5 separate regions of the Mus musculus genome follow, and all the other regions are linked to region 1. Evidence: chromatin loops called from intact Hi-C (ENCODE). Cell type or tissue: gastrocnemius. All regions are shown on one strand. Region 1 overlaps Usp53 (ubiquitin specific peptidase 53). Region 2 overlaps Synpo2 (synaptopodin 2). Region 3 overlaps Synpo2 (synaptopodin 2). Region 4 overlaps Sec24d (Sec24 related gene family, member D (S. cerevisiae)). Region 5 overlaps Sec24d (Sec24 related gene family, member D (S. cerevisiae)).

Region 1 (4,000 bases):
ACTCATACTGTGTCCTGTGGGACTTAATTTACCCTCAATTCTAACAATGATAGAATCAAGGTTTTTTGAATGTTAAAGGCTTGTGAAAAATAACTTTACAATCCAACTTGTTATTCCTAAGTAACATTGTGAATTTAAAATCCCAAATCACATTTTCCTTTTTAAAAAATATTTAGTATCTAGAAGCGAATATTATACCGTATACAAGGTAGCAGCTGCCAAAGAAGATGGAGGTCACCCCCTAAAGAACTATTGCTGAACAGGTCCACTTCCCCCACATCCGAATATCTTTTCTCTTGCACTACCTCTGCTGGGTGGTGGGCTAGAGGAGAGGTTGAACCCTTAATAAAAATAGGTTGCAAAAAATTTATGCCTAAGTCATATTTTATATTGCAATTATATTTGGAGAAACTATCACATATGTGTGTAGGGTCAAAGAAGTGCTGGTTATTTTTAGAACAAACAAATTCTGACATTTTCCAACTGCTATCTGTGTCAAGCAAGATATGAAAAGACCATTAACATGACAGTCTGAACACAAACCATTAAGATGCAGCCAGGCATTTCAACCCCTTACTCCTTTCACTATCTGTTCTGGAAGCAATGTTTAAAATCGAACATCCCTCATCCCATTACCTAGGTTTGCCTTTACTATTCTTTCAAGACTTTGGATTTCTACCCCAAAGAAGTTTTGTTTATGTCACCATGCATTAGATTTTTCTCTAAGTGAATAAATATTTAAAAATAATTTTTCTCTACCACCAGCATAGGAAATGCTGATATAATCCTCAGAAACAAAACCCCGTTGCAGATCAATCCTTTTCTAAGGGTATAAAGATGTTCCAAAATACATTTCCCACAATTCCTTTGAAATGTTGACTGCCAACTCCAGTTAACTAGCAATAGTGTTCGTTTTTTTTAAAATGTCAGCCTTAAGTATTTTGCAAAATCAATTTCCCTTTCAAACTTGAGGAAGCAGGTTGTGGGAAGTTAGGAAACGTAACCAATGCTAGCTTATCCAAGGTTAGCTGAAAGGCATCTCTCAGCTTGCATTTGCACGTACTATTAACATACAAGCCCTAACCACCTGTCATGCAGATGAAACAAAGCCATTAGTTTAAACAGCAGATGACATCATTGATCTGTCTGTCTGTCTGTCTGTCTACCTACGTTTTTTTAGGTGCAGTTCAGGCAGGCCTAGAATTCATGACCTTCCTGCCCCTGCAGCCTAAACATAGCCCACCAGTACATACCACATAACGATATTCTTTAACAAGTTAATGCCAAGGAAAAATACCCAAATACTTAAGAGTTACCAATACATTGTACAATTGAAAATTTTTGCTTCCTTTTGTACTTTAGCTGACTTTTTCATCAGCCATTTTATCTGTTTCCCTTTATTCCCCTGGTTCTAAATTTATCTGAACATCAGATCTATGAATTGAAGCCTACAAAGAAAACAAATGAAAACAGAAAAATGACGGTTATAAACCGAGTTACTTTAACTTAGGCGCCTTTTTTTATCCCTAAATAGATCGTTTTGTTATATTAAAAACAAACAATCCTGATCTTTCAAAATTCAACTGGAAACTACAATTAAGAAAACTGTTACTCTAAAGAAAAAAAAAAAATCAATATGATCAGAAAGTTAAATTTTAGAAATGATTTAGAATTTTAAAGCTATAGATTAGCATGATTTAATACTTTCATATTGATTAAAAATTCATTTCACTTCGTACCCAATAAATACAAATATAGTTTGTAAACATAAACATTTTTCAAGACAAAAATTAATTACTTTAAAGCCTCAATTCTCTCCTTGCACTAACTATTCACACACTAAGCAGCAGGAGGCAGCAGAGGGTTTATAAATATGTTTGAGAATTTAATATCACCATGGCTGGCATTCAACCCACTGGTCTGACTTCAGAATTCCAACTAACTTAAAAATAGGTGTGTTATTTTTCTCTGCTGCTGACATAGACATCCACATGTCTTGCAGGGAATTCTGGCTCCATGTTCTTTGTAAATCTGATAGTCCGATTTTAACACTTGGCATAGTAGAGACCTCAATATTAAGGCAAACAAATTAACTAAGGTTAATTTTGATTTTGTAAAAACTCCGTAACACAATATTCAAGAAGTTGAAATATATGCCTTATCTGAAAACATGGTTCATTTTCAGAACAGGCTCACAGAGAAATATAACTTAAATCTGCCTAGACTGTGCAATTTTCACTCATTATTGTAGTGAGATTTAAATATATAATGGTAATTATTATAGTTTTCAACTTACAGACTTATTTCAACTTATAATTACAAATGCTAAGCATTCAAGAACAGGAATCTAACCACTGACTTAATTTACAAATAAAACAATATTAAATTATTTCAGAAATATTATTAAACACTAACTGTCTAAAAATATTTTTCCCATATACCAAAAGGAACTTAGTATACAGTAATCTGTGCTACGATACCTAAATTTTGTGATGTTATAAACTGACAGGAATCAGTAACTTCCTTTTTCACTGGGATTACATTTTAAAGAAAAAAACAGATATTTTTATTTATTATAAAACAATTCCAATAGTACAAGTTTAGTTTTTAAAAATGTACAAATTATATTTCAGAAAGTTCAGAAAAAATTTTAAAAACTAAGAGAGATACAAAGCTTACCCAAACATCCGCTAAATAATCAAACATTAAATCCCCCTCCTTTAGACACTTGAAAATAAGTTATATACAGAGTGGTTGTTTATTTCTACATAACTCACTGCTACCTCCACAGTACCACAGTCGCCAACACTTCCTTATCACTAACTGGTGACTTGTTGCAGACCCAAGCTGGTACTTTTAGGCTCTGTTTTGTCTGTGGCCTTCCTTGAAGCTCCCCAGCCCTCTAGCTCCTCTGCTGCTTTCTCCTCTGCCTTCTCAGGTGCCGAGACTCCAGACCTCCAGCAGTTGCTCCTGCTCTGCCTGCGACTCCCACCGTTCTCTTACCCAGCTTCTTTGCTTCCATCTATTCTTATTTTGCCACTTACAATTTTACTGGATATTCTGTTCAAACATAAGGTAGTCAATCCTATAAGTGATGGCTACAAAACACACATTTTTTTCTTGTTTCTAAACTTCGTTCTTCACTGAAAAATAAAGCCCATTTATCAAGGTGATGAGCTCAATGAATTAAAAATTAACATGTTATCCCTTCTTCCATTCACCCTTTATTTTCCCATTTTGTTAAGTGGTGCATCTACTTGTGCCCAAATATGGCTTCCTTCCTTTTCTCTATTATGTATGCCTACCCACTTAAGTCATCTTTCTAGACACTGGTACTGCCTTAGTTTATGACCAAATAATTTTCTCAGTGCTCAAAATTCACCTTCTACCCATCTACCAAAGAAAGCAAAGCTGCACCATGATTTATGTTCTATTATTTCTTATTACAATTATCTCATGACTGCCACATCTATACCATTCCAGCTTTGCATATATCAAATATGTTCTTTGTGTATGATTATTTTTGACAACATGCTTTTAATGTATTTCTTTTATTGTATTCGAAAGAATTTAAAATCCCACAAGGAATTTATTTTTAAACTGAAGCTAAAAATTTCAAATACCACTATGGCAACTTCAAGAATACCCTTGCATTTGCAGAACTTATCATATGGAGGTAAGGCTACATAATACCTCTAGGAATACAAAGTTAAGGCCTCTACTGGTCTCACTGGGCACCCACACACGTGGCAGACATTCACAGAAACACAAACGGCATCCACAAAAATAAGTTTAAAAAAAGAAAAAGAAGAAAGGAAGGAAGGAAGGGAGGGAGGAAGAGGGGAGGGGAGGGGAGGGGAAAAAAGAGGAGAGGAGGGGAGGGGAGAGAAGAGAAGAGAAGAGAGAAAATGAGCTACCACAGGAGGATTTGGCAATTGTCCTTTGGATAGGCACTAAAACACTGGTAAGGAAGACTGGAACATACACTTGCAAACCAATG
Region 2 (4,000 bases), 220 kb after region 1:
TAGGTCTGGGTGGGGATCATATTGGGATGCAGAGCTGGGAAGCTGCCGAGTTTTACTCACCTTTGTCATTTTTTCCTAAGATGTAGTGTCCAGGTGTAGAAACGAAAGCCATGGCTGTAGCTTGGAAAAGAGCTGAGGGTTAGAAATGGCGGCGTTGAGGGCAAAGAGGCCTAACCATGTAGGATTGGGTGAGCTCTGTAAAAATGAGTACAGAGAAAACTAAGGAGCCAATGGCTGAAGATCTCCCTCATTTAAGGAGGATGTGGGCCGAGAGAACCTGAGGTAAAGTGGCAAAGATGAGTGTGTGTTCTCTAGAACCTAGGAGAAGGGATTATTCGAAAAGAGGGCTGTGGGACGGCTCGGTCGGTACACTTCCCCTTCAAGCAGGCAGACCTGAGTTTTGTCCATAGAACCTACGTCAAAAGGCCTGGTTGGTAGCACATGCGTGTGATTCCAGCACTGCCACAGTAAAGGCAGCTAAGTCCCTGGGCAGACTGGACTGTTTGACTAGATCTGGGACAATGGGAGTCCCTGTCTCAAAAACAAAGAGGATGGTCCTAGAAAGAACACATACTTAAAGCTGCCTATGGCCTTCCTTGCCCACCCCCCACCATGTGTGTGTGTTGGTGTGTGTATGTATGTTTGTATGTGTATGTGTATGTATATTCATGTGTGTTTGTATGTATGTGTGTGTGTGCACTTGTATGTGTGTGTGTGCACTTGTATGTATGTGTGTGTGCACTTGTATGTGTGTGTGTGTGTGCACTTGTATGTATGTGTGTGTGTGTATATTTCTCCCACACACAGGAAGAAAAGCAGTACATCCATTCCGTCCTTGAAAACAGAGGAGCAGAGGTCTCCATCACAGGCAGTCCCCTGGCTCTATTCAGCTGCCCCCCCACCCCCCAATACATTGTAAATGCTTGTTATAGCTCCCACAGGCTAACAAGCAAATCAGATTGAACATCCTAAAGTGACAAAGATATTTAAATCCGTTTTAAAATCTTATTGGTGTGGGAGGTTTCAGATCAACGCGTATGTCATGGCTTTAGGGCTGTGATTTGGGGAAGGAGCTCTGGGCTCCTGAGGAGGAAGGCTCACAGAAGAGGTTGCTGCTCAAGTAGCGGGGATAGGATCCACCGAGGGCAGGATGGAGGAAGGGGAGGGAGGGAGACTGTTTCCTGGAGACCTGGTGGGAATTGGGAGCACTCGGTTGGTAGGAAAGAGGAATGTGGTCCTTCTTCTACAAGAGCAGAGAACTTTCCCAAGGGAGGACAGCTTGGGAGATGTCTGCTGGAAGGTCCTTGATGGGACTCAAAGGGATGGGTAGAGTTTCAGATAAAGAGGAATCCAAAGAGTTCACTCCCAGTCATCGTTGCTACGAGCAGAGTAAAGGTGCTATTGGTCTATGTTCAAGGGAATGAGTTTGTTTGCAAGAAAACAGAGGGAGAAATTCTATAGATGATCAATTTGGAATAGAAAAGAGATTTTCCTGGACACACTGAGGTCTGGGCTCAACTGAAAAGTTACTTGGGGTTAGCATCTGCCTGCTCTCTGATCTGCCTGGGTCACACCCCAGGTCCTAAAGGACTTTGGCTAAAGGTAAGTCTTTAAGGACAGTTTGTGTTCTGCAAGATCCACGAAGAGAAATAAGCTGAGGGGTGAGTGTATAATGCCTTCCAAACAAGCAGTGACATTTGGAAAGAGAACTTAGACACACCGGGCACTGGCAGCTGCTCAGTTCCATCTCCTCCCTGGTGTCCCGTGAAAGCTATAAAAGGCCAGCTCTCCAACGCATCTGGAAGTGGGCAGGGCCCTGCCTGTGGTGGAGACCTCTGCTGGTGGGTTTTCAAACACAGAGTAGCGTGCTTCATCTCTCTCTTCCTCCTGCCTTCCTACTTGCTTCAGGCTTATACTAAAGTTACCTCAAAATATGAGGAGAAAAAAGCAAGCGGGCCTTCTTTCCTACCTGATGAGGCCATAGTGGGAATCTATCATCTGTGAAGAATCCAGTGTCCCAAGATGTGTGTAAGGACTTGGGAACACACTCCTGGTGTCTCAGGCTTAATTGTGGGGTATATTTTAATTTAGTGCTTTTATTTCTTGTATACTGGACCTGTTTTTAAAACTAACACTTTAATTCACAGAATAAATAAATCTCTTGGCATACAATTGGCTTACCTCTCATGCCTGCCTCAATTTTATCTTATATAAAAATCTATAGACTACAGTTAAATAAATAAAAATCTCCGCATCTGAATTAGAGCTGATATGTCAGAAGTGTCTTCTAATCGCTTACAGTTTAGTCCCAGAATTCCAGCAGTATATAAACCTCCCTGGGTAGCTCCTACTTTGGCTGGATTGTGAGCTCCTAAGACGGTGCTGCCCTCAAGTGGTCACACGTAAGAGCAACTCACAGTTTGTTTGGATGCAAACTGGGTTTCCAATTTGTTAGGTCCTAAACCAGAGAACTCTATTGTGCCAAGTCAAGGCACTTTACTTACACCAGGACCAAGAAGCTCTGAACACGGCTCCAAGAAGTATAGGGGCAAAATGGCCGACAGCAATGACAGCAGCTGGTTTTGCAGTTTGGAGCAATCCCTCCTGTTATGTGACTGCAAGGTCTAGGACGTGGGATATAACTGGCTTGACTTCATTATGCCATTAAGGAATCCTCAGGGGACCTCACAAGAATTCATGACATGGTGCTCTGTAATTATGAACTCAGAGAACACAATAAATTCTCCCAAGTGGTCACAACTCTTGGAAGCTCCGGCCAGGAATCCACATGGTTGCTCTCGGAGGAGGGTCACCAGGGACTTGCCCTCTGATGAAGCTCTGTGGGACTTCTTGTAACTGGCCTCAGTCAAGGACTTCTGATGCCTGTAATCAGCTTCCTCTCGGGTTTCCTCTTTCTCCTTGTTGAGAAAGGAGGCCATGCAATTAGTGGAAGAGCAGGCGAAGGCGTCTGCTGAGCTCTTCTCTTCACAGAAGTTAAGACAGGGCATCGGAATAGCCCGGCAGCCCGTCGTGGCACAGAGGGCCCAGATGAAAAGGAATACAATTTATTCTCATGTTCAAGTAAGTATTGAGGACTGTGAGGCTATTGGTCACTAGTAAATGTATCACAGACCCTGGTCAGAAGCAGTCAAGCTTTTGGGCTCCTGACTGTTCTGTAGGGGAACACTCTGGGAGCTTCTTTTCCTGTATTGGGGTATAGCTCAGTGGCAGAGCATTTATGTCACATATACAAGGCCTCGAGTCTGATCCTTAGCATCACAGGAACACAATGCTGGCACGAAATTTCAAGGTCACCGTGAAGGAGACGTGGTTTACTCCCAATGTTTCTATGCACTGAAAAGCACGCACTAGGTAACTGGTAAGAAGAAGAAAGCCATCAACAATCCTGGAGCAAGATGCATTTCAAGCGAAGCCTTTGCTAGATGGATGTGTGCAAACTACACGTGAACTGCTCCGAAGGCTATTAATATTTACTATCATTATTAAACAAAAACGCCTAGGGCAGTGGTGGTTCTAAACCTCTTGGGTCACATATCAGATATTTACACTTCCCATCTCTCTCTCTCTCTCTCTCTCTCTCTCTCTCTCTCTCTCTCTCTCACACACACACACACACACACACACACACACACATACTGATCTAACTTCTAAAGAAGCAGGTAAGGTAATTTTTTTCATGTAAGGTAATTTTTGTTGACATTTCAACCTTTTTTCAGGTTTTAAAAATGGATGGCTTTTTTTCCAAGTCCTTATAATCAGCTTTTAAGTCAGGAGCCATGCTAGCATACCAATGACCTTGTAGAAAGAACACCCATCACTTAAACTCTCAGATTGCAGAAAATCTAAATCCACAAGTCCATTGTGCTTATTTATCTTAAGATCCTGGATACTTTACTGTGGGGATTCCTCACACCGGACAGAATAATCTTTGTGATACTCTATTAATACCAGTAATATCCATAAATAGGCGGCTCTCCCT
Region 3 (4,000 bases), 160 kb after region 1:
TTCTTACCCTGTGCTGATCCCTGTATACTACAATACTCAAGTGCCAGTCAAAGCGTGCCCAGTGGTTCAATCCTGGCATAACTGTTATGGACGTAACCAACTACTTTCTGATTGGGTTGGGGTACTCCTCTCCAGGAGGGAGTCATGCCTGATGTTGTAAACCTGGCCAATAATTCAAGGGTAGGGACTTCATAGGGTCTATGGAGGAACCTATTATTGCTGGTTTGCTAAATGATCATATGTCCAACTATCTTCTAAATATTTACATTTATGGGAAAGTTCTTTTTTGTAGTAGACACTGAATGGTAAATGCAAGGCTCGTAACTTGTCAAAGTGCTAAGAATCTGTGACTATTGGATACTCAGCCCTAAGGAGAACACCTCTCCTCAGGGGATAGGACGGAAGTCAAGTTAGAAAGGATGTAGGGGCCATAGGACAGGGAGGAGAAGTATAAAATCGGCCATTGCACTTATGGACAAAGACTGTGATTAATTCACTTTGCATGTCTCTCTGGTCTAAATGGTGAGGTTTTTCTTTTCTTTTTTTTTTTTTTTTTTTTTTTTTTTTTTTTTTTTTTAGTGACATCTTTCTGTGGTGGTCTGAATAAGAATGGCTCCCATAGCCTCTCATTTGAGTGCTTGTTCCACAGTTGACGAAACTGTTTAGGAAGGGTTATGGCAGAGATGTGTCACTTGGGTGTGGTCTTTGATGTTCCAAAGGTTCCGAGGTTCTTAGCCTTCTCACTCTCTGCCTTGCACCTATGGATCAGAGGTAAGCTCTCAGCTACTGCCCCAGTGTGGTGACTGCCTGTCACCATTCTCTGGCCATGATGGTAATGGTCTCTAATGCTCTGGAACCATGAGACCCCAGATTAAATGCTTTTTTTTTTAATTAGTTGCCTTAACCATGGAGTTTTAGCACAGCCATAGACAAGTAACTAAGATACTTTCTTATTTAAGAAATTTTGCAGCCTGATGGTGGTGGGGCACCCCTTTGATCCTAGCATTCGGGAGGCAGAGGCAGGGGGATCTCTGAGTTTGAGGTGGATCTAATCTACAGAGTGATTCCAGGACAGCCAGAACTACACAGAGAAAAGCCCTGTATTTAAAAAACAAAACAAAACAAAAAAAATTTCATTTTAGAGAAAAAGGAATTCTATAAAGTAGGTAAGAATTGTCAAGTGAAAAAGTAGGTAAGAATTGTCAAGTGAATGATCAATTTTCTGAAGTAGATAAAGGATAGGTAATTGTAGCCTAAGACAGCAACTTGTAAAGGCAACACAATGTCTAAGCCCTTCTAAGCATGGGGCCGGGGCGGGAGGAGGAAGGAAGTAGGAGAAGAAAACAGAAAACCCCCATAATGTGCATGTCTGAAGTACTTATGCATCTAATCTAGCCATTAAAAACCAAAAACACCAGAGAAGGAGTGGGAAAGAAGTTTTTAACAAATAATCGAAATGTTCCTCTCAAACTTCGCTTGATTTGTGGCTTGGGAATCATTTTATCCGGCCATGGTGGCTATGTTTAATCTCAGCACTCAGGGAGGCCGAGACTAGAAAAAAAAAAAAAAGAAATCATTGTATGGAATATTATTAGTCTGCCACTCTCTCTCTCTCTCTCTCTCTCTCTCTCTCTCTCTCTCTCTCTCTCTCTCTCCCTCCCTCTCTCTCTCTCTCTGAGATGAGAATGAGAGAAGAATTAGGGAATCTTACTTCATAGTCTAGGTTGGCCTGAACTCTGTTTCAAAGAAACCTGATAAAAAGAAGGAAGGGAAGTATGGCTAATTAACATTCAAAATGCTTCAGAATTCTTTGATTTAGATCAATAAGAATGTTTTGAAATCTCACTTCCAGAGAGATTTCAAATTTTAAGTTAGTCACTTTAAAAACCACTTTTGATTGGAGTTAGCAGGTCTAGGTCCCCAAACCAAGGGCAGCTTTTCTTTGACAATCCCTTCTCTGAGAGTTACAAAGATGCTGAAGCGCTCAAGACTGTCTTAAGTGATAAAACTATAATTCTGCTTCTGAAAAATATTTATCTCACCCTTGATGTGTAGTGACTGATCTGACAAAATCAGATCTTGAGGCTTCTCCTATCTTTAATAAAACAACAAGGACAATACTGGAAGTCAGTTGCTGAGCCACAAACTTTGGAATGGCGGTCTGGGAAGCTCTACGAGGGAGAAGAGTCTGCTGCCACCTGGTGGACGCTAGGCGTAATCACGTTTGCTTTAACACCTCACAGAGTCCGAGCAGGCCCACAGCCCTGCGTGGTTTGGTTGTCTTTGATGAGGGGAGCCTACAAACTATTAAGAGTCTTAAAGGACTGTTAGACAGGTGTTAGAAATGCGTTTTATAAAATGAGGTGCACAAACAAACAAGTATCAGATGACAAATTCCTGGCTCCCACCCAGATCTAATAAATAAGTATCCAAGGTAAGGCCATGCCAATCTTTACTCCCATGGAAATGAAAGTTGGAAAACGATGTAATAAAACACAAGAAAGACATACGGGCATGGTGGCTTATCCTGTATCTCATACTTAGTTCCTGACTTGCTTTGGTTTGAGATGCGGGGGGGGGGGGGGGGGGGGGGGCACTCATGAAGCCCAGGCTAGCCTCCAAATTCGTCTATAGCTGAGGGAGACCTTTAACTCCTAATCTTACTGCCTTCACCATTGCACCATTATGCTGGCTTTCAGCAAGACTTTCCTAATTCAGATTCCAGCGTCGATGGAGCTCATACTAGGCTGCCGTGAAGAATTAGTTAGCCATATCCAAACATTGACAAGCAGGTCAGGTATTCATCCTTGGGTGCTAAGTGTGGGAAAAAAAAAAAGAAAAGAAAACTCAAAATGGCAGATTCATGCCTTAGACTGACACCTGGGGTATCCAGGTTACTCAATAGTGGATCTTATTCTGGAGTGAGCAGTTGTTGACGGCATTTATACATTTGAAACACACTGGGGAAAAATGACCAAGGGTAAACCAATTCAAGACCCAGTTGTGGCTTTTGGGGTTTGGCTGTTTGGGGCCCAGTTGTGTTTTGTCTTTAGCTATGACTAGACGTCACACATGAAAATCTAAGCCATTTCTGTTTCATTATATCCGAAACAAAATTCCAAATCCAAGCTTGTTTTGATTTGTGATTCTTTTTTAAAGGTCGAGTCTTCTGAGCTCCGACTTCTGCTTCTGACTCATAGACATTCTAGAAGTACCAGAAAATCCACAAAAATTCCCTGGGCGGAGGTGGTCATGTTGACGTCCCTCCCTGCATGGCTTCTGAGGCTTGTGTCTATGCCTTCCCAGGCCCTGGGCGCTTGCTCTGTGGAGACCTAGATTTCAGTCTGGCTTTGGAAAGCAACCATACCTCTTAGGCAAGATCAAGTACTGCAAAACAGGTCGGGTCATTGACCCTTTGTCCCCAGAGGGAGTTGCAGCAGGCCTGGGGACAGTGAGGTGCAGTGAATGAATGGGTCAGTGGGTGTTGTCAGGGCAGGAACACACAGTGAGACTCTATCTCAAAAATAAAAGGGTTTGTGTGCGTGTGTGTGTGTGTGTGTGTGTGTGTGTGTGCACCTCTGTGTGCTGAGAGAGTATTTGCATCATCTCGGGTAATCCCACATGGAATTTACTTAAGAGGTGATTATCTTTTGATCATACCAAATCAAACCAGTCCCTTTTTCCTCCCCAGCATCAGGGATGGATCCTGGAACCTCATATTTTCTGGGCAAGCACTGTACTGTTGAGCAATGCCCTGTCCCCAAATCACAGCTTCTTAATTCCTAATTTTGCGGGAATTTTTGTCACTCGGTATTATTGTCACTAAATTTGAGGGTTTTCTTTTGTTCTTTCTCACGGATCTCCGTTTTCTCTTGGTCCTCTACGGTCCTGGTAGCAGTGAGCACAGTCTGGCACATACCAGCCTACAAGGGCTGGGAATTTGTTTGATGGAGTCTGTTCAGCACACTTGTCTGAAATGTAAGGTGTGGTCTACGGTTGC
Region 4 (4,000 bases), 380 kb after region 1:
AACTCCTACGCTCTTGAGGGTCTCCTTGTGGAAGAAACTTGAGGCTAATGTGGCTGTGAAGCAGCACCCAGAGAAAGGCCTTCCGGTTTCAGATCATGTGACCCTGTGCTCTGCGACGTCAGAGCTGGAGGTCGTGAGCCAGAGACAGGGACTCTGGGATGGTTTCTGAAGATACTGGCCCAGAATGAAGCCCCGGACACAGCCTGTGATCTGGAGTTTGGGACCAGTACGAGCACTCCATTTGAAACTTTTAAAGATTATGCCACGCAACGCTGAATTCATTCTAGTGGCAGGGCTTGCTGACGTCACTGGCAAACCAATAGCCCCGTGTGAGGAGGAACAAACCTGAACCCTGTGCTGCCAGGCTATGTGCGTGGGTGCAGAGTCGGGAAAGTCGCTCCTCGAGCTGTACAGGAACCAGGGTGTCCACCAGTCTTCTGGGATGGAGACTAACAACACACGGTCTAATGTTTACACACTCTCCTCAAACAAGATCATGCAATTTGTGGAAAGAAATACTGAAAAAGAGGGAAAGTGACTGGAGGTGGGGGTGGGGAAGAGAACTTGTGTGTGTGTGTGTGTGTGTGTGTGTGTGTGTGTGTGTGCGCGCGCGCGCTTGTGCGTGTGAATGGGGCTAAAAGGTAAAGAATGTGCTTAGGGATGGGGGAGAGGTGGGGGAGGGGTGGGGTTGGGGGAGGGAGGGGGCTCGTGCAGTTTTACCCTTCTATGGTAGCTTGTCTACTGGTGATGTCATTGTTCAGGTCTTCTTTAGGCAGCCATGTTGTTCTAGCAATATTGTGGATGGTGTTTCCCTCTCATTTCTCAGAATTATTCTTTCCCAGAGATGGGTCTCATACTTAGTTATCCAATACCAAGTGGTCAACCCTGAAATTTTATGCATACAAACAAAACTAAATGATCTCAGTAGTTTATAGCTATATATTTATATGTGTGCATATATGTGTGTGTACTCATAGGTATACTTACATACATGGATATATAAAAGTCAATATATTAAAATATTGGTTAATTATACATAATTAATCAATATATTAATATATATTAAATAAGGGAGTTGATGAATGTGAGAGAGAATGAAGAGGGAAGGATTGGAGGGAGAAAACGTGGGAGGGGTTGGTGGGAGGGAAGGAAAGGGAGGAAATGATGTAATTATATATTAATTAAAAATTTAAGGAAAGTGTCTAGTGAGGCAAAGACAAGAAATAAGAAGAGTTGGGCAGGCGCTCACCCACAGTATCCTGGCTGCCATTGGCCAGGAGGTGACTAATCTTAGGCGTGGTTGCTGGGCCTCGTACCAGCATCAGCACCAGTACTGTGCTTTTCTCCTCTCCATCACAGTGCTGCCCAGAGCCATGACTCAGCACTGGGCACTGTCCGCTCTGTTGTTGCTGTGTCCCTTGATTGCCAGGGTACAGAACAGGAGGTGGGTGCCGCTGTGGGAGTGCTGGCCTCTTTACACCCTTGGCTTTTAGGTTACTATGACGTTGCCTGTTGTGCTGGTGCCTTTCAGTCTCAACAGCATCTTTGTTTTCCTATGCAGAGTCAAGGAGAAGTTGGTAAAATAGTAGAAACATTTAAAATACAGTTTTTCCTATTATCTTAGTAAGTTTGGTAAACTGTCTTAATTTCTATGAAATATATGTCTATAATATATATTAATCTATCTTTTATTAATTTGTTTTAGAATAGTTTTAAACTGTTGGATAATTTTAATAAAATTTATAAATTAATTTTATGAAGTACTAGCTGCTCTAAGTTTGGCTAAATGTTACTCAAGTTAGACAAGTGGTTGTGACCATTATCTTGGACATTACCCACAGGGGAAATGTTTTCAATTTCAGTCTCATGGTGCCACCTAGTGGACACATTCTATAAAACAATTTAAAATTTTTGGCTTCCTGGGTTTATTGTTTAGCAGCTTTCTGTAACCCCTCTCTGTCCTAGGATAGACAATCTACAGCAAAACTTATGTGTCTAGAGTTTTGTGGACACATGATCTGTGTCAAGGCTTGCCCTCAACCTAGAATCTTCCTCCCAAGGCCTCCCTATGGCCCGAATTACAAGCTTATGCCCTTACTCTCAATGTACTTTGTATTTACAGTGTTTGTAACAATGCAGAAGCCCAAACAAAAGCCTAAAGATCTCAAAAAATTGCATGGGTTTTCCTACACAGGGATTCATCCTCTTGAGCATCTCATCTGAGTTTGCTTTGAAGATGGAATCTGTGACAGGTATTACATCTCCTTCCATAGCTTTTCTTGGTGGCGTTGGGCAATGTGGTCTTTCTGCCCATGCCCCGGCCTTAAAGAAACGGCACATTCATGCTTGTCTGTCACCTGTCTGCTCCGTGCACGGGAAGCATCGCTCAGGCAGATAGTGGCTCAGAGACCAAGGCAAGACTGTCACCACTGCCTGAAAGAGCGAGAGCAACCTGATCGTTAAAATAGGGACGCTCACAATACTGTATCAATGATATTAAGGACATGTTGACTGACCCTGTAATACCTGGTTCTTTAATGTAGGAAAATAATCCAAAGTTATTTTGTTTTTAATCAATGATAGCATATTAATGCTGAGTAACTTTTTATTTATTTAAAATGTTCTTTTTCATACAACATATTTTAGTATGAAACTCCCCCAGATCCTCTCTACTCCCCCCCCCAGCCAATTTCATGTTCTTCGTCTCCTTCTCCCTTTCAAAAAAAGAAACCCAAAACATTAAGAAGCCAAAATAAAAACAAACAAAAACCAATAACACAAAAAAATTACTAAAACACAAAGTGCACACATCAAAAACACAGAATTCGTTTTCTGTTGGCCTGCTGTTCCTGGGCACGGAGCCTGCCCTGAAACGTGGTTGATAGAATTAGAGACACTCCACTGGAGAAAACGATTTTTTTCTTTCTTTACTCGCAGATACCAGTTATAGACCGCTTCTTAGGGGTGGGGTCTCGTGTCCACTTCCCCTTCTCAGAGCTGAGATTGTGTCTGGTTTGAACCTGCGCAGGTCTTGTGTGCTGCCACGGGCTCTGTGAACTCAGAGGTGCATCCATCCTGTTGTGTCTGAAAAACAAAACAAAACAACAATAATAACAATAGCAACAACAAAAAGCTGTTTTCCTGGCCATCATCCATCACCTTTGGCTCTCACAATCTTCCCACCTCCTCTTCCACAGAGATGCGTGAGCCTAGAAGGAGGGGTTGATGGAGATCTCATATCTGTGTGGGGGTGGCTGAGTGCCCCCGCGTCTCCTTAGTCTTTGCACAGTGTCCAGTTGTAGGTCTCTGTGTTAACAGTTCCCATCTACTGCACGAAGAGGCTTCTCTGATGAGGGCTGAGCAGTGTTCTGATGTGTGGGTAAAGCAGTGTGTTATCAGGAGTCATTTTGTTGCTGTGTCCCTTTATAACAAGCAGTAGGTTTTCCTGTAGGCCCATGACCTATCTAGTGTCAGGTTCCTGGCCACCTTAGCAGTATCAGGTATGGGTTCTATCTCCTGGATTAGGCCTAACATTCAAGCAAAAAGTGCTCAGTGATGTGCATAAAGTTTCTGCTACTATTGTGCTAGTAGGCTGATTGCTATTGTAGGTCCTAGGGTTGGTAGCTAGGCAACATTAACGATTACTTTTCTCCCCAACTAGCATGCAGAGAGTAACTATGAATTCTAGGAGTGAAACTTCTACTTAGCACCAGTGCGATTTCTACATATTTGATATTAGTTTCTTTAGCAATAGGGTCTAACCATCAGTCGGTGGAGAGTAGCCAGTAGACCTGGCAATAGCCTGCAATGTTTGCACAGTCTATAGGACCCTGTTGGCCAACTCTGAGCGGTAATTTTACGTACACAAAAAGGATACATTTTGTTCAATGAAGACATTTTAATAAAAATAGTATCAATAGACTATTCCACACCCTTGATAGCCCTAAAACAGGAGAGACAAGTTCATCCTAGTCCTTGACCTTCCGTGACCCTGTCACTT
Region 5 (4,000 bases), 410 kb after region 1:
GTGGACAGTTGTGCCTTGACGTCTTACTAAATTTAGACACAGAGAATGGGCATTGCCTTCTCCTGAGGAGGGGCCCGACCAGGTCACAGGGCAACTGATCATAGAGGGGTGTTTCCCTACCATGACAAATGCTCAGCCTGTTTTTGCTTATGAGTGATAAAGCAACAGCCAGTTGTATATTTGTATTAGAAGTTAACTAAGATTGAAGTAAGACCAAAGATTGAGAATGAAATACATTTTTTCAAAAAGCTTTAAGAACCCTTTGAAGACTTCTAGATAAATATATGTCTACAGATACACTTGAATATAAGGTCATAATGAAAAAATCCAACATTCGTCTGGGCAGAATTCTGAGTATTTGAGGCACAGTGCAAGTGTCTCAGCTCATTCTCCGGTGAGGAATATACACTTGATCAGAAACCTTAAAGTCCTGGCTGGGGTAGCTCTGGAGTCCCACATGGGTGAAGCTATCGTCCCTGAATGAGTTAGGTGCAGAGCGGTCCAGGGCAGTGTTGGCAAGGGCACTGATGTCACCGCTATTGATTTCATCCCCTTATGTTTCAGTAGTGTGCTAGTTCTATATAACTTTGGATATAAGCCCTTTACTTGTTTGTCAATATACCAAAGCATACTATTGATTTCATCGTGCTATTAAAAAAGACGTGCTGTCATAGTCTAATAGGAGAGACCTCTGGCAATAAGGAATATAAGATTTTATAATCAGTGTTAGTGTTATTTTGGATATGAGCTTTTATGTGCTTTGTTGTAGACTGAACCATATCTTAGCATTTGCGTATTAGCTTTAAAAGTAAAAATTGTAATAGCATCTTCCATTAAGTAATATTGCCGGGTGTGAACAACACAGGCAGGCATCTGGTGTGTACCTGAAGTATCTTTTATGAGTACTGTCTGTGATGCCTGTTTCCTTTCCTCTTCTCTTTGTTTGGGGGATTGAGAACAAGAGTCTGTGTGTATCTGTGTGTATCTGTGTGTGTGTGTGCATGTGCGCGCGCGCACCTCTCTGTGCCTGTCAAGCAGAAGTGTTGAGAATCTTATAAAAGTCTATCTGACCAGGTCAGAGGCACATCATTGGCTGCTGCTTGTCAGCAAAGTCATGTTTTAGGTGAATCTCAGCTCAGTAGCACATGATCCAGGACTCCATTAGTATTGCTTAGGTGTGGGCAGTGAGCAGCTTTCGTAAATATGCTTTAAAAGAGGAGTCAAGAAGTCCAAGGGAAGTGTTTTATTCTCTAGACTCTGTATGAACTCTGAGCTTCAGACTATGAATATGGTCAAATAAAAGACACCCCCCTCACCTACACCACCACCTTTACGGCGTCTTTCTGCAGCTTCACTGAATATGTTAAACCACGCATTGTTCCCTGTGTCTAACACTAGACCCTTGAGTGACTCGCTTATGCTATTGCTTCATTTGCAAAATAAATGAATAATCTTCCCATCCAAAGGTTATGAAGTGAATAAATAGGTAAGGGCTTTATTTATTAAAACTTAAGAGTCACACTGCCAAAGATTATGTACTTTCATAAGGTCATATATGTACATAAGATATCCCTGTAAGTATGCTAAATCAAAATATAAAAAGTGATAAAAAAAAATGAGTTAAAAGTAGCATTATTTGGAGTCTTTTACTGCCACCTGGTGGCCACTGATCACACTTTGTCTTGTAGATACATTCAGATAGCCAAAGGTTTCTGACCGACCTCCGGAATGATATTGAGAAGAAAATAGGCTTCGATGCTATCATGAGGGTTCGGACCAGCACAGGTAATCCTCACACACACCATTTCACGTCTTCTGCACAGTTACTGTGTCGTAGAAGAAGAGGCAAATCTTCCTTTGTCCCTCTGCTGTAGGTTTCAGGGCCACTGATTTCTTTGGTGGAATATTCATGAACAACACCACAGATGTGGAAATGGCGGCCATCGACTGCGATAAAGCCGTGACAGTGGAGTTCAAGCACGATGACAAGCTCAGTGAAGATGTCGGGGCCCTGATCCAGGTGACTAAGCCGCCAAGCGTGCACCTCTCTTCCTAACAGAACTCTTTCTCCCAAGCAGGAGTCCTTAGAGTACTCGCGCGTGACTTGCCCGTAGGTCAGTAAATAGGTGCTACTTATGTGGCACAGCGGTCAATGGCCTGGCCACCAAGGTGAAGGGTCAGGCAGCAACAAACTGCCCTCTGTGACGTGGCTGTGTCCAAGGTTCTTGTAGTCAGGTGACCCTCCCCTAGTTAGTTCATTTTAGTTAATTTGCCCTTTTAAAGGTACTACCTCCACGTTCTTCCCTATGCAAGAGCACACCAATTGGCTGTCCACTGCCAGACAGCCAAGTCAGAAAACATGCATACAAGTAACATTATATGTTATAGTATTATACTGGGGAATATAACACACACACACACACACATGCATATGTACATGTAATAACAAGTAGTGAGATAAGAGGCCATGGGTTTTAAGGAGAGAGTGAAGGAGTGAATAGGAGGATTTGGAGAGAGGAAAGGCAAGGGAGAGATGTTGTGAAAGGGAGGGAGAAATCTCAAAAAAGAAAACAAAAGGTCCTACCTCCAAATGAAGTCTTAGTCTAAGGTGCAGGGCTGGGGGTTTAGAATGTCAGCATATTGGGGTCACAGTGTAGCCTCTGGGATTCTGCTAAGCATTATGTCATAAGCAAGTGGGCTAGGACTGGCTTTGAGTAAATATCAGTTAAAGAAATAAAATAAGAAAAATCGATTTAAAGATCTGAGTTTTCAAACATCAGCTTTACACTGGAAGGGTGGAGAGATTGGCCCAGGATGAGCAGAGTTCTAATGCTTGGTTTTGAATCACAGGCGCCTAGGTAGTGGCTGGGTTCCAGCAGACCTGAGTGCACCGTAAAAATAGCTATGCTCTTTCATGGGACGTGATCTTGGGCAGAGCCAGGCATGCGTGCCGACTTTGTTTCTGGACGTAGGTCCATGGTAGTAAAATCTGTGAAATGCAAGTCAATGTGAAATGTGCACAGATATTTACATGTGACTGGCTTGATCGCTTAAACCATTGAAATGTTACAGCGAATTAATTAGCCTTCCCCCAGGTATCATTCAGTCTTGAAAAGTAACAGAGAGACACTGGGAATTTTTAGAAATCATTGATCTGTACGTATGATTCTATACACTTCAGCGGGATTAAATTAGCTTGGCTGGGTCTGGTCAGTAATACCCAGGTCTCCATGTTGTTTCTGCAGTGTGCTGTGCTCTACACGACCATCAGTGGTCAGCGAAGACTCCGGATTCACAATCTCGCCTTAAACTGCAGCACCCAGCTAGCGGATCTGTACAAGAGCTGTGAAACTGATGCCCTTATCAACTTCTTTGCCAAGTCAGGTAGCGTCTTGCTAATCTCATAGCTCGGTGAGTCAGCTGAGACTCATTGGGTAGCTAGTTAGAAGCTGGAAAATACTACAAGAACCAGTGAAATAGAAGGTTGGAGAATGGCCATCTCCTCTAGCCATAATGAGGGAGACCAGACTCTCTGGGGTCAGGCCACACAGATTTGGCCTAAGTTTTCTTGCTAGTGAGGTGTCTGAGGTGTAATGTAAGAGTGTGAGTGTGTTCTCTAGCACTGCTGACTTACGCCACTGTTGATTATCTGGGCCCTGATGACTAAGAAGCAGGATGGGTGATTTCTTTGCCCTTCTGAAAGCCTATACTTAAGGTATGGAAGAGAGCATTCCAGCCTGCAGAAGTCAGGACTTGGGGAGATAACAAACTGCTCTGTCTTTTCTGTGTATGGAATTCTATTTCTAGTCGTCTCAAGATAAATATGGGTCGCTGTCACCCTTTGCCATAATTAGACCAGTGTCCCTCTTTGCCTAGATCACACTACTCAAAAGAGGAGCAGCAGAGAGCATTATCCTTGTTTGGTAGTCCAAAGATAACAGAAACTGGTTCTTTGTTGTTATTCAAAGAGATCAGTTTCTAAAACTTTCTGTCTTTTCTG

The links. Peaks named below come from ENCODE experiments on the same cell type or tissue, not always from the same donor. Only the 100,000 strongest peaks of a DNase experiment are listed, where the experiment ranks them.
Region 2: it touches region 1 in a loop (7-fold over the local background); 16 of 42 quality-filtered maps call a loop at or near these places.
Region 3: it touches region 1 in a loop (6-fold over the local background); 30 of 42 quality-filtered maps call a loop at or near these places.
Region 4: a loop joins it to region 1, with 4 times the contacts of the local background. A loop is called at or near these places in 5 of 42 quality-filtered maps.
Region 5: it touches region 1 in a loop (2.2-fold over the local background); 8 of 42 quality-filtered maps call a loop at or near these places.

The regions. Positions count from the first base shown.
Region 1 is chr3:122,937,550-122,941,549 of GRCm38, forward strand. The region is part of intron 14 of Usp53 (ubiquitin specific peptidase 53); the gene reads right to left. Among named protein-coding and RNA genes, the nearest start is that of 1810037I17Rik, 15 kb to the left of the region's middle. In gastrocnemius, a CTCF peak has its summit at 1,839 (motif pointing right); a DNase peak (open chromatin) is centred at 1,872; H3K4me3 peaks cover 308 bases; H3K27ac peaks cover 3,143 bases.
Region 2 is chr3:123,156,951-123,160,950 of GRCm38, forward strand. The region is part of intron 1 of Synpo2 (synaptopodin 2); the gene reads right to left. Among named protein-coding and RNA genes, the nearest start is that of Synpo2, 77 kb to the right of the region's middle. In gastrocnemius, CTCF peaks have their summits at 1,834 (motif pointing left) and 2,398 (motif pointing left); DNase peaks (open chromatin) are centred at 1,819 and 2,399; H3K4me3 peaks cover 998 bases; H3K27ac peaks cover 3,345 bases.
Region 3 is chr3:123,101,199-123,105,198 of GRCm38, forward strand. The region is part of intron 4 of Synpo2 (synaptopodin 2); the gene reads right to left. Among named protein-coding and RNA genes, the nearest start is that of Myoz2, 68 kb to the left of the region's middle. In gastrocnemius, a CTCF peak has its summit at 2,203 (motif pointing left); a DNase peak (open chromatin) is centred at 2,203; H3K27ac peaks cover 2,342 bases.
Region 4 is chr3:123,320,448-123,324,447 of GRCm38, forward strand. All of the region lies in intron 8 of Sec24d (Sec24 related gene family, member D (S. cerevisiae)), which reads left to right. Among named protein-coding and RNA genes, the nearest start is that of Sec24d, 55 kb to the left of the region's middle. In gastrocnemius, a CTCF peak has its summit at 1,871 (motif pointing left); DNase peaks (open chromatin) are centred at 1,367 and 1,945; H3K27ac peaks cover 2,149 bases.
Region 5 is chr3:123,351,702-123,355,701 of GRCm38, forward strand. Sec24d (Sec24 related gene family, member D (S. cerevisiae)) reads left to right here. Exons shown (of 23, transcript NM_027135.2): 16 at 1,689-1,785; 17 at 1,875-2,020; 18 at 3,246-3,384. Among named protein-coding and RNA genes, the nearest start is that of Mettl14, 32 kb to the right of the region's middle. In gastrocnemius, a CTCF peak has its summit at 1,661 (motif pointing left); a DNase peak (open chromatin) is centred at 1,679; H3K4me3 peaks cover 82 bases; H3K27ac peaks cover 2,532 bases.